Linked DNA regions of Homo sapiens: regions 1 and 2 are each linked to region 3. Evidence: chromatin contacts called from ENCODE Hi-C or POLR2A ChIA-PET data. All regions are on one chromosome and are shown on one strand. Each heading gives the region's core, a stretch centred on a gene start or an enhancer-like site at or near the end of the contact. The rest is flanking DNA. Distances are from core to core; before and after follow the strand shown.

What was found. Hi-C counts contacts between places; a loop is a spot of excess contacts on that map. ChIA-PET counts read pairs that join two places held with the same protein, here RNA polymerase II (POLR2A). Pooled maps may share reads with other maps.
Region 1: a map of CD8-positive, alpha-beta T cell shows a loop between it and region 3 (12-fold over the local background). The contact joins the promoter of ZNF747-DT here to the promoter of DCTPP1 in region 3. A Hi-C loop is called at or near these places in 45 of 168 maps with a recorded cell type or tissue (B cell, CD4-positive, alpha-beta T cell, CD4-positive, alpha-beta memory T cell and 34 more), 37 of 37 single-sample maps with no recorded cell type and 42 of 50 pooled maps. POLR2A ChIA-PET finds 5 or more read pairs at or near these places in 40 of 52 experiments (A549, AG04449, AG04450 and 31 more).
Region 2: POLR2A ChIA-PET joins it to region 3 with 12 read pairs in activated CD4-positive, alpha-beta memory T cell. The contact joins the promoter of ITGAL-AS1 here to the promoter of DCTPP1 in region 3. A Hi-C loop is called at or near these places in 5 of 168 maps with a recorded cell type or tissue (HAP-1, Jurkat, PC-9 and 2 more), 2 of 37 single-sample maps with no recorded cell type and 12 of 50 pooled maps. POLR2A ChIA-PET finds 5 or more read pairs at or near these places in 27 of 52 experiments (AG04449, CD4-positive, alpha-beta T cell, CD4-positive, alpha-beta memory T cell and 20 more).

The regions. Positions count from the first base shown.
Region 1 is chr16:30,532,790-30,536,923 of GRCh38, reverse strand. It overlaps ZNF747-DT (ZNF747 divergent transcript), which reads right to left and starts at 1,866. Exons shown (of 2, transcript NR_184306.1): 1 at 1,444-1,866; 2 at 1-495. It overlaps ZNF747 (zinc finger protein 747), which reads left to right and starts at 2,066. Exons shown (of 3, transcript NM_001305018.2): 1 at 2,066-2,473; 2 at 2,614-2,727; 3 at 3,773-4,134. The coding sequence starts at 2,245. RefSeq lists enhancers at 1,954-2,003, 1,762-2,056, 2,764-2,813, 3,121-3,632 and a silencer at 2,414-2,513.
Region 2 is chr16:30,497,318-30,501,174 of GRCh38, reverse strand. It overlaps ITGAL-AS1 (ITGAL antisense RNA 1), which reads left to right and starts at 1,621. Exons shown (of 2, transcript NR_186415.1): 1 at 1,621-1,811; 2 at 2,024-2,745. It overlaps ITGAL (integrin subunit alpha L), which reads right to left. Exons shown (of 31, transcript NM_002209.3): 16 at 1,941-2,101; 17 at 1,686-1,837.
Region 3 is chr16:30,428,298-30,432,152 of GRCh38, reverse strand. It overlaps DCTPP1 (dCTP pyrophosphatase 1), which reads left to right and starts at 2,123. Exons shown (of 3, transcript NM_024096.2): 1 at 2,123-2,273; 2 at 2,986-3,096. The coding sequence starts at 2,173. RefSeq lists enhancers at 1,676-1,785, 2,186-2,265, 3,019-3,519, 3,520-3,855.

The DNA of each region.
Region 1 (4,134 bases), core at 617-3,116, 110 kb before region 3:
CAAAAATTAGCTGGGAATGGTGGCGCACGCCTGTAATCCCAGCTACTCAGGAGGCTAAGGTAGGAGAATCACTCAAACCTGGGAGGCGGAGGTTGCGGTGAGCCAAGATCGCGCCATTACACTCCAGCCTGGGCAAAAAAAGTGAAAGTCCGTCTCAAAAAAAGAAAAAAAAGACAGTAGCTTATGTTCATGGCAAGCACCTCTCATCACAGTCCAGTTCCAAGGAAAAATTCCAGCGTTTTCTACATTGGGTGCCACGTCGCCTGAAATCAGCACATTCCATGGAGGAAGTAGTACTTCTCTGTTGCATCTATCCTAGGGTTTAATGTTGGTAAATGAGTCACTCTAGCATTTGCACAAGGCTCCTTAAGACTCCTGCAGCAGTCGACCAAGCCCAAGGACATAATTGAATCTGGAGAGTCCTGGGGCCTTGTTTTGAAAAAGACTTGAAATACACATAGGAAGAAAGACATAAAAATAAATGTTCACTTGTCTCTGCAAAAAAAAAAAAAAGAAAAGAAATATAAAAGCACCTGGCTTCAGCCACTTTTTCTGACTGCTCTCTCTTGTGAAGATGCCTGAGTACATGTAAAACAGGTACAATTTGTATTCTTTCCTCCTGTTAGTCTGTCTGCTGTCGATTCATTTTTTCTTATTTATTTTTGAGATAGGGTCTCCTAAGTTGAGCAGGCTGATCTCATTCTCTTGGACTCAAGGAATCCTCTTGCCCCGACCTCCCAGGCGCCAGGATTACAGGCGATTCTCAATCTGGGCCTAGATTCAACTAAAGAACCCACTAAGAGCTAAAAGGCGCGTTGGAGGTGACTCTGACTCCAGTACACAGGACATGTATGAAGTCACGTGGAGCACAGAGTAGGCCATCAGGAAGTGTGAGAAGGAGGTCTCAGGGGAGAGCTGGCGACTTTTACTGAGATAAAGACCCCAGGGGAAGCAGGTTGGGGTAAGAAAGGGATGAGCTGGGTTTGAGCCTAGGAGCCTTGGGCCATCCGCGCAGGGGCAGGACGTCAGGGAAGCCAAGAGCCTGGCTGCAGCTAGAGGGAGACAGGCGGTCGGGAGGCGTCCTGCACAGCACATGGGAGAAGCTCCTAGAAGAGAGGGCCCTCTGACTTTCTCAGCCTTACCCTATTCTCCCCGCTGCTTCCGCCATCTAGAAGCTCCCAGAATTTCAAGCTCCAAAAAGCCTACAATAGAGGAGGTTCTCCTGTATCCACTCCATGGCTTTTGTGAAAGGAAAATAAATCTTGGGACCCCCCCAAATCACTACGCTAAAGGAAAAAGTCAAGCTGGGAATTGCTTAGGGCCAACCTGCCTCCCAGTCTATTCAAAGTCACCCCTTTGCTGGCTGACACAGATGCATATCTGATTGCCTCCTTTGGAAACGCTAATCAGAATCTCAAAAGAATGCAACCGTTTGTGCCTCACCTTCTGTTTCTTGGAAGCCCCCTTCCTGCTTCACGTCTTCCTGCCTTTGCTTCAAGTTGCCCCGCCTTTCCAAACAGAACCAATGTACTTCTTACATACATTTATTGATGTCTCATGTCTCCATAAAATGTATAAAACTAAGCTATGCCCAGACCACCTTGGGCACATGTCGTGAGGACTTCCTGAGGCTGTCACGCGCGCGTCCTCAACCTTGGCAAGTAATTGAGATCTGTCTCGGAATTTCTGGGTTCACACTTTTTGCTCTCAACATTGGGAAGAGGCTGCTGTCGCCGTTTCTGAGGACAAAACGAGACAGTGATGGGCTGAAGTCCGATTATAAAAAGGTCCAGAGACGAAAACTAACTTCTGAGTTCACGAGGGCTGCCTTCCGCAGGGCGCTGCTTTGTTCCCGCAAACCCGGGCGGAAGCTCTGAGCTGCGCCGCCTCACCTGGCGGGGCCGGAGCATGCGCGGCTGGTTTTCAAGGCCGGCGCCTGTAGCCGCAACGGCCATTTTGGATTAGGGCAAGGAGAGAACTGGGCCTGGAGCGGGGGCGCGGGGAGGGGGGCGTCGTCGTGGGTACAATTGCGCAGGGGCAAAGGTCGAGAGGTCGCGCTGCCGCCGTTTTATTTGAAGACATCGTCCAGTTCTGACCATGGACTCGCAGCCATCGGCCCTTAGTTTCCATCCCCTCTAGTGGGCCTTCGGGGGCTCTACTGACGTCCCTCCTTCCCTTGGTACCGGGCCGGGGAAGTGTTCTCGGGCGCGGGAGGTTCCGCATGCCCAGGCCTGGCCAGGGGAGATGACCGATCCGTCGCTGGGGCTGACAGTCCCCATGGCGCCGCCTCTGGCCCCGCTCCCTCCCCGGGACCCAAACGGGGCGGGATCCGAGTGGAGAAAGCCCGGGGCCGTGAGCTTCGCCGACGTGGCCGTGTACTTCTCCCGGGAGGAGTGGGGCTGCCTGCGGCCCGCGCAGAGGGCCCTGTACCGGGACGTGATGCGGGAGACCTACGGCCACCTGGGCGCGCTCGGTGAGAGCCCCACCTGCTTGCCTGGGCCCTGCGCCTCCACAGGCCCTGCCGCGCCTCTGGGAGCTGCGTGTGGAGTTGGGGGCCCCGGGGCCGGGCAGGCGGCCTCCTCGCAGCGTGGGGTTTGCGTTCTTCTCCCCCAGGAGTCGGAGGCAGCAAGCCGGCGCTCATCTCCTGGGTGGAGGAGAAGGCCGAACTGTGGGATCCGGCTGCCCAGGATCCGGAGGTGGCGAAGTGTCCGACAGAAGCGGACCCAGGTGGAGTATCGGGTGCTCAGTCCCATGGGGACTTCTCTGTTCCTGTCCCATCCCGGTACCCTCTGCCACCTCCAGCTACCTGCTTAGCAGTTTCCTCTCTGAACTGCCTCCTCAACTGCGGCCAGGAGGCTGAGCCCCTGCCTGGCTCCGGGATGCAGCCTAGAAAGGGGCTGTGATGGGGGCTCTGGCCCTGCCATACCCGCCCCTGAGTCCTCACCTCTGCGTGGTCACTACACTCCGGGGACTTTTTTGTTTTGTTTTGTTTTAGAGACAGGGTCTCTGTTGCCCAGGCTGAGGTGCAGTGGCGCCATCATAGCTCACTGCAGTCTTGAACTCCCGGGCTCAAGCAATCGGCTCAACCAATCCTCCCGCGTGGGCCTCCAGAGTACCTAACACTGTAAAGGCACTCGCCACCACGCCTGGCTGGTTTTTTTTTTTTTTTTTTAATTAAAAAAATTTTAAAGAGGTAGAGGTCTTGGTGTGTTGCCCGAGCTGGTCTCGAACTCTAGCGATCCTCTATCTCGGCCTCCCAAAGCACTGGGATTACAGGCATGAGCCACTGCACCCGGCCTCTAGGTTCTGTTGACTCTACCTCCACATCATGACCCGCTCCAGTCGTTTTCCTGCACTATGGTTCCTATGCCCCCACATCCCGCCCTCCCATTTCCTTCCTTTAGTTCTTGCCTCAGCTTTTGCAGAGTATCCAGCCCCACTGAACTTGGCCATGCCCTCCTGGTTCTGCCTTTCTTGGTGCTGTTCCTTCTGCCTGGAATATCCCCAGGTGTCCGCTTCTTATTCCAGATCAGGCCCAGATGTTCACGTCATCTCTGCCCTTCCCCCGCGGTGACATTTCCCCAGCCCGGAGGCGGAATGGACTGTTCCCTCCCTCCAGGCTCTGTCTGGCTCTGCAGCCGAGGAACAGGTGTCACTCCTCCATCTCCTAGGAGCAGTCGGGGGTCCAGCAGGCCTGTCCCTGTCCACGCGGGCTGTGGGATTCAATGACCAGGATGAGCCAAGCCTGAACTCTCGCCTCCTTATCTTTCAGCAGATTCCAGAAACAAGGAAGAGGAAAGACAAAGGGAAGGGACGGGAGCCCTGGAGAAGCCCGACCCTGTGGCCGCCGGGTCTCCTGGGCTGAAGGCTCCCCAAGCCCCCTTTGCCGGGTTGGAGCAGCTGTCCAAGGCCCGGCGCCGGAGTCGCCCCCGCTTTTTTGCCCACCCCCCTGTCCCCCGAGCTGACCAGCGTCACGGCTGCTACGTGTGCGGGAAGAGCTTCGCCTGGCGCTCCACACTGGTGGAGCACATTTACAGCCACAGGGGCGAGAAGCCCTTCCACTGCGCAGACTGCGGCAAGGGCTTCGGCCACGCTTCCTCCCTGAGCAAACACCGGGCCATCCATCGTGGGGAG
Region 2 (3,857 bases), core at 372-2,871, 70 kb before region 3:
TGCCCATAAATATATTAAAAAGTAGAAGCTGCTGGGCACGGTGGCTCATGCCCGTAATCCCAGCACTTTTGGAGGCCAAGGTAAGAGGATTACTTGATGCCAAGGGTTTTAGACCAGCCTGGGCAACACAGCAAGACCTTGTCTCTACAAAAACTATTTTTTTTTTTTTTGAGATGGAGTTTCACTCTTGTTGCCCAGGCTGGAGTGCAATGGCACGATCTTGGCTCACTGCAACCTCTGCCTCCTGGGTTCAAGCAATTCTCCTGCCTCAGCCTCCCAAGTAGCTGGGATCACAGGCATGTGCCAACACACGCAGCTAATTTTGTATTTTTAGTAGAGATGGGGTTTCACCATGTTGGCCAGGCTGGTCTCGAACTCCTGACCTCAGGTGATCCACCCACCTTGGCCTCCCAAAGTGCTGAGCCACCGCGCTTGGCCTACAAAAACATTTTTAAAAATTATCCAGATGTGGTGGTGCATGCCTGTAGTCCTAGCTACTCGGGAGGCTGAGGTGGGAGGATCATTTGAGCCCAGAAGTTGGAGGCTACAGTGAGCCATGATTGCATCACTCCACTCCAGCCTGGACGATAGAGCAAGGCCCTGTCTCTAAAAAAATTTTTTTAATAAAAAATTAAAAAAATTAAAAACCTAGAAGCAGCCAGGCACAGTGGTGTGCACTTGTAGTCCCTGCTACTCAGGAAGCTGAGGCAAGAGAACCTCTTGAGGCCAGAAGTTAGAGTCCAGCCTGGGCAACAAAGTAAGACCCCCATCTCTAAAAATATAAAATATGGCCGGGGGCAGTGGCTCATGCCTGCAATCCCAGCACTTTGGGAGGCCGAGGTAGGAGGATCACCTGAGGTCAGGAGTTCGAGACCAGCCTGGCCAACATGGTGAAACCCCAACTCTACTAAAAATATAAAAATTAGTTGGGCATGGTGGCATGCACCTGTAATCCCAGCTACTCGGGAGGCTGAGGCAGGAGAATCGCTTGAACCCGGGAGGCAGAGGCTGTAGTGAGCCGAGATCATGCCACTGCACTCCAGCCTGGGTGATAGAGCGAGACTCTGTCTCAAATAAATAAATAAATAAATAAATAAATAAATAAATAAATAAATAATATAAAATAGGCCAGGAGCGATGGCTCATGCCTGTAATCCCAGCACTTTGGGAGGCCAATGCAGGCAGATCACCAGAGGTCAGGAGTTCGAGACCAGCCTGACTAACATGGTGAAACCCTATCTCTCCCAAAAATACAAAAATTAGCTAGGCATAGTGGCAGGTGCCTGTAATCCCAGGTACTCGGGAGACTGAGGCAGGAGAATTGCTTGAACCCAGGAGGTGGAGGTGGCCATGAGCCGAGATCGTGCTGTAGTAAGTGAGACCGTGCCACTGCACTACAGCCTGGGTGACAGAGCGAGACTCTGTGTCAAAAAAAAAAAAATATATATATATATATATATACATATATATATATACACATATATATACATATATATACACATATATATATAATTTAAAAAAAACACTAGAAGAAAATATGCTAAGGGTGTTATTACTACCATTGCACAGGAGAGGAAGTGACAGCACAGAGGGATGGAAGTGACGTGTCACCCACTGGACAGTGACGGAGCTGAGCCTGCCCCTGCAGGTAGCTCATCCCAGAGCATTGGCGCTGGCTCCCTTACCGGGAAATGAAATGAGAAGTCAGTGCATGACATGCTGGTGGTGACAGCTATATTCCTTCTGAGTTCATGTCTCCCTCCTGGGAACAACCCCCGTCTTCTGGTCCGGTGGCCATCCAGCTGCAGAGTGTAAGTGAGATTGGCAACCAGGCGGCCTGGGCAGGGCGGAAAAGGCAAGAGTTAAATGGTGGGGGATCCCAGGCCATAAGCCTGGATTTGGGGCGGCAGCTGCCCTGGGAGCAGGAGGAGAGCTCTGACCTTGGAACTGGGGGATGAGAGACTTGATCTGGAAACAGATTGTGATATTAACTCCTTCTTTCATCTTGTTACTGGTTGAATAGGAGCACTCCACTTCATGCACTGGGATCTCAGCTGGAGAGAAGGACATCAGGGTGACCATATCCACCACGGGCCGGGAGCTGCAGGGCAGAAGGCAACCAACTCTCTCCCTCCAACCCAACTGCACGTCCCCCCTCAGATGTGGGGCTCCCGCCAGCAAAGCCAGAGAACTCTCCTTCCCTAAAGCAGACCTCAACATGTCACTGTCTCCTCTTAAGGAAAATAATAATGATACTTTTTATTTATTTATTTTGAGAGAGGGTCTCACCCTGTTGCCCAGGCTGGAGTGCAGTGGCATGATAACAGCTCACTACAGCCTCGGCCTCCCAGGCTCTAGTAATCCTCCCACCTCAGCCTCCCAAGGATCTGGGACCACAGGCATGTGCCACCACACCTGGCTAACTTTAAATAAATTTTTGTAGAGAAGGGACCTTCCTATGTTGTCCAGGGTGGTCTTGAACTCCTGAGCTCAAGCAATCCTCCCGGCTTGGGCTCCCAAAGTGCTGGGATTATAGGCATGAGCCACCATGCCTGGCCAATAATGGTGATAACTAATTAGGGCTCCCAGTTCATTCTAGCAGCCTCTGACCCATTTTCCATGAAGAAGAGAAAGCTCTTAGGAAGAGAAATCATACTGAGTTACTTTCATGCTTATGTTTAAGCCTTCAGTGATGCTTGCATGAATTTTATTATGCTTCATAATAAAGTTGCAGCTTTTGTTGTTGTTAGAGCCTCGCTTTGTTGCTCAGGCTGGAGTGCAGTGGTGCAGTCATAGCTCACTGCATCCTCACACTCCTGGCCTCCAGCGATCCTCTTGTCTCAGACTCCTGTGTAGCTGGGATTACGGGAGTGAGCCCCAGTGCCTGGCTCCTATTTTTTTTTTTTTTTTTGAGATCCTCCTCTTGGGCTCAAGCAATTCTCCTGCCTCAGCCTCCCGAGTAGCTGGGATTACAGGCGCATGCCACCATGCCCAGCTAATTTTTGTATTTTTAGTAGAGATGGGGTTTCAACAGGTTGGCCAGGCTGGTCTTGAACTCCTGACTAAGCCCCCCGTGCCTCCCATTGAAGATGTATACAGCCCCCTGCTCCTCCAGAGGGGCCCCCACAACCACGTCCACCTGACCTCAAATGATCCACCCACCTCGGCCTCCCAAAGTGCTGGATTACAGGCATGAGTCATTGCATCCGGCCTATTTATTATTTTTTTGTGGTAGGATCTCACTCTGTAGCTCAGGCTGGAGTACAGTGGCATGATCACAGCTCACTGCAACCTCGACCTCCCAGGCTCAAGTCATCCTCCTGCCTTAGCCTCCCAAGTAGCTGGGCCTACAGTCATGCACCACCATACCTGGCCAATTAAAAAAAAAAAAGAAAAGGGCTGGGCACGGTGGCTCACTCTGTAATCCTAGCACTTTGGGAGGCCGAGACGGGCGGATCCCTTGAGGTCAGGAGTTCAAAACCAGCCTGGCCAACATGGCGAAACCCCGTCTCTACTAAAAATACAAAAAAATTAGCAGGGCATGGTGGTGCATGCCTGTGATCCCAGCTACTTGGGAGGCTGATGCAGGAGAATCGCTTGAACCCAGGAGGTGGAGGTTACAGTGAGCCAAGATCGCACCACTGCACTCTGGCCTGGGCAACAGTGCAAGACTCTCTCTCAAAAGAAAAAAAAAAAGTACAGATGGTGTCCCACTGTGTTGCCCAGGCTGGTCTCAAACTCTTGAGCTCAAGTAATCTTCCTGCCACAGCCTCTCAAAGTGCTGGGATTACCCACATGAGCCACCACACCCTGTTAATCTTTTTTTTTTTTTGAGGCGGAGTCTCACTCTGTCACCC
Region 3 (3,855 bases), core at 874-3,373:
GTTTCACCATGTTGCCCAGGCTGGTCTCAAACTCCTGATCTCAAGTGATCTGCCCACCTCCGCCTCCCAAAGTGCTAGGATTACAAGCATGAGCCACTACGCCCAGCCTTTCATAGTATTTAAAATACAGTTACATTTATTTTTTTCATATTTATCGCCATTTCAGGCAATACATCATAGGGTCTAATAACAGACTGTGAAGCCAAACTGCCTGGATTTGACGCCAGCTCTACCACTTTACTAGCTGTTAAGTTATTTAACCTCTCAGTTTCCTTATCTTTTTTTTTTTTTTTTTTTTTTTTTTTTTGAGACGGAGTCTCGCTCTTTCGCCCAGGCTGAAGCACAGTGGCGCGATCTCGGCTCACTGCAAGCTCCACCTCCCAGGTTCACACCATTCTCCTGCCTCAGCCTCCTGAGTAGCTGGGACTACAGGTGCCCGCCACCACACCCAGCTAATTTTTTGTATTTTTAGTACAGACGGGGTTTCACCGTGTTAGCCAGGATGGTCTCGATCTCCTGACCTCGTGATCCGCCCGCCTCGGCCTCCCAAAGTGCTGGCATTACAGGCGTGAGCCACCGCGCCCGGCCTCAGTTTCCTTATCTTTAAAATGGGGATGACAACAATATTACCTACCATATAGGGTTTTTGTGAGGATTAAATTAGTTGCTATGAGGATTAAATATGTAAAATGCTTAAAACAGCCACCCCAGTTCCAGTTCATTCCTGAGGTCCCACTGTATTCTGGAGACACTCTTGTATCCTTACAATAAATTCCTTGTGGCCGGTGGGGGTGGCTCGTGCCTGTAATCCCAGCACTTCGGGAGGCCAAGGCAGGAGGATTGCTAGAGCCCAATCCAGCAATCCTGGTTCAAGACCAGCTTAGGCAACATGGTGAAACCCTGTCTCTATAAAAAATTTAAAAAATAAAAATAATAGATTTCTTTTTCTTGCTAAAAGCAGTTTAAACTTGTTTCTGTTGCATGTATCCAATCTTAACTGCTGGATAATATCATTTGTATAAATATACTTCCATGTAGCCATTCTTCCGTTGATAGTCATTTTATTTTCAATTTTTTTCACTCTTAGAAACAAAACTGTAATGAACTTCTTGCATGTGTCTCTCTGCACATATTCATTAATTTCTCTAGGGCATATACCTAGAATTGCAATTGTCACAGCCTTGGGATTTTAATTTCCAAAATCTGACTCTGCCTCTTCCTGCGCTTTCTTACGCTTTCACTTCCAGCAAGCTGGAAGCCTCTTTAAACGTGGAAATCAGAGATAGTAGCCCTAATAAGGGTACAATAATAAATCATTCTTTGCAAGACTACACCTGTTCTAGGGTTTCATAAAGATCTCTGCTCCTCCCATGGCCAATAACTCAGTGGTTCTGATTTGAAAGCAGCAACCCTGTGACTCGCCACCTCGCGTATTCCCTGGTGTGAGTGGAGCCTGGAGTTCTCGTGTGTGGGGTGGAGGAGCCGTGCTGGGGACCCATGAGGCTGGAGAGGCCGGCACAGGCCAGACCATAAGGGGCCACGTGTTTCAGGGCAATGTACGTTGCGCTGGGGCCTACTGCCTCCCTTAGGACAGGGATGGGGCGACCTCCATCGTTTCAACCACAGGACACAGCGATGGCGGGGAGCTGAAGTCCTACTGCCGTCTGATCTTACTCCGCTCTTCCCCTTCAATCCCATCCAAATAGTGTGGGGGTTGGCCTCGAGGTTTCTCAACGTCCTTAAGCCCTGATTTAATACCTATGCATAGGGCCTTTCATTTATAGGGTTTTCCACCTGACGGGCCCTCTTCCGCTGCCGTTTCGCTTTGGCGCCCTCTGGCGCCCATAAACGAAGTGACGCGCCTGCGCTTCCCCCACCCTCTGCCCTTCGTCTCTTCCCCAGGTCGAATTGGTACCTCTACCTTTAGACACAGGGCCTAGCGGAAGAATTCCAGGGCCTAAGACTAGAAACGCGCGCTTGAAGCTCCCTCAGATTGGTCCAGTGAGGGAAGGGGAGGGCTGTAGCAAACTCCACAAAAGTCATTGGTCTCTTTCCTCAGGCTCCGCCCCGTGAGGCAATAGAGAACTCCCGTAATTGGTCGGAGCTCTGGAGGCGGGGCTTCGAGCGTGGCTCGTGGGTTTTCCGTGAAGTCGCGGTGCAGCGGTGGGCGGCATGTCTGTGGCCGGTGGGGAGATTCGTGGGGACACGGGGGGAGAGGACACTGCTGCTCCCGGCCGGTTCAGCTTCAGCCCGGAGCCCACGCTCGAGGACATGTAAGCAGGCCTGGCCCAGCTCGGGGTGGGGAAGTCGCCCCTTTCTCCCGCGTTTTGGGGAGGGTTCCTCCACGTGGTCGGGAAGCGGGCTGGCAGCGGGGCTCGGGTCCTGGCTCTGTGGGCTGTCCCTGGGTGAGCCTTCTTACCTCATCTGCAAAATGGGCGCAGCGGTGCACACCTGAGGCAAGGGAAATTGGGTGGTGCCTCCGAGTGGTAACTAGGAACGCCCTTCAGCCTAGCCCTGGGAAGATACCGGCACCAGATACCGCCTCTGCTCTCCAGGCGCCGGGGGTACGAGAGGGGCAAACGAAGTGCTGAGAGGTGGGAGACGTTATTTTTTGCTGGAGGAGGTCAAGAAAGGCTTCTTAGAGGAAGGGTCTGTGGAACTACCTTCTGTAAGAGAAATTGCATTTTGATGTGCGGCGATTCCAGGTGGAGGAAACTGCAGAAGTAGCAGCAGGAGATGGAATAATGAAGAGGGTTTTGTTAGTTTTGGCGAGATGTTAAGGGCAGTTCAGGGGCACGCCCATTTTATAGATGAGGGAACCAAGTTCCGGAAAGAGGAAATGACCTGCACAATACCATCCAATGAATTAGTTGCAGAATCTCCTGGTCCCAGGCCCCATTACATACTACGGGGGTAGCTGCCTCTGGCCCCTGCATCACCCTCTAACCCGGAGACTTGGACTTACACTCCTTTGTCCTATTTCAGCCGCCGCCTCCATGCTGAGTTTGCTGCGGAACGAGACTGGGAACAGTTCCATCAGCCTCGGAATCTCCTCCTGGCCTTGGTTGGGGAAGTGGGGGAGCTGGCAGAACTCTTGTGAGTAGATGGAAAGCTTCCTGGTAGAGTCTGAGTTGTGGGGGAGGGGAGGGGAGCATTTATTTGGTCTTCAAACATTCATGGGTTCAGTTTCCCCTCCTGATTGCTAGGCTCTTTGCTGTTGTTGGGATGCAGAGAGGACTCACGGGTCCCTGCCCTCTAGGGGCACTCAGCCTCCTGGAAGAGAGAGGTGTGAGGTGTGAAAGCATCAGGACAGGTCCCGTCTAGGAAGAAGCAGTGGCAACAACCCTTTTCCCTTCTTTTGTTTTTTGTTTTTTTGGCTTTTTTTTGAGACGGGGTCTCGCTCTGTCGCCCAGGCTGGAGTGCAGTGGCTCAATTTCGGCTCACTGCAACATCCGCCTCCTGGGTTTAAGCAGTTCTGTCTCAGCCCCCCGAGTAGCTGGGACTACAGGTGCCCCCCACCACGCCTGGCTAATTTTTGTATTTTTAGTGGAGACGGGGTTTCACCATATTGGTCAGGCTAGTCTCAAATTCCTGACCTCAGGTGATCCACCCGCCTTGGCCTCCCAAAGTGCTGGGATTACAGGGGTGAGCCACCACGCCTGGCCCAACAACCCTTTTCCTCTGCCTCTGGGGCTGAAAGGAAGGTATTCTGTAGAGGACCTGCCTGTGGCATTCCAGACATGGGAACTACATTTGCAGGGGCAGTGAGGCAAGAAAGGGCAAGTTCAATTCAGGGAGAATCTGACGCTCCTTCATTGTAAGCATCTCAGGAAAAATCAGGGATTTGGGATCTGT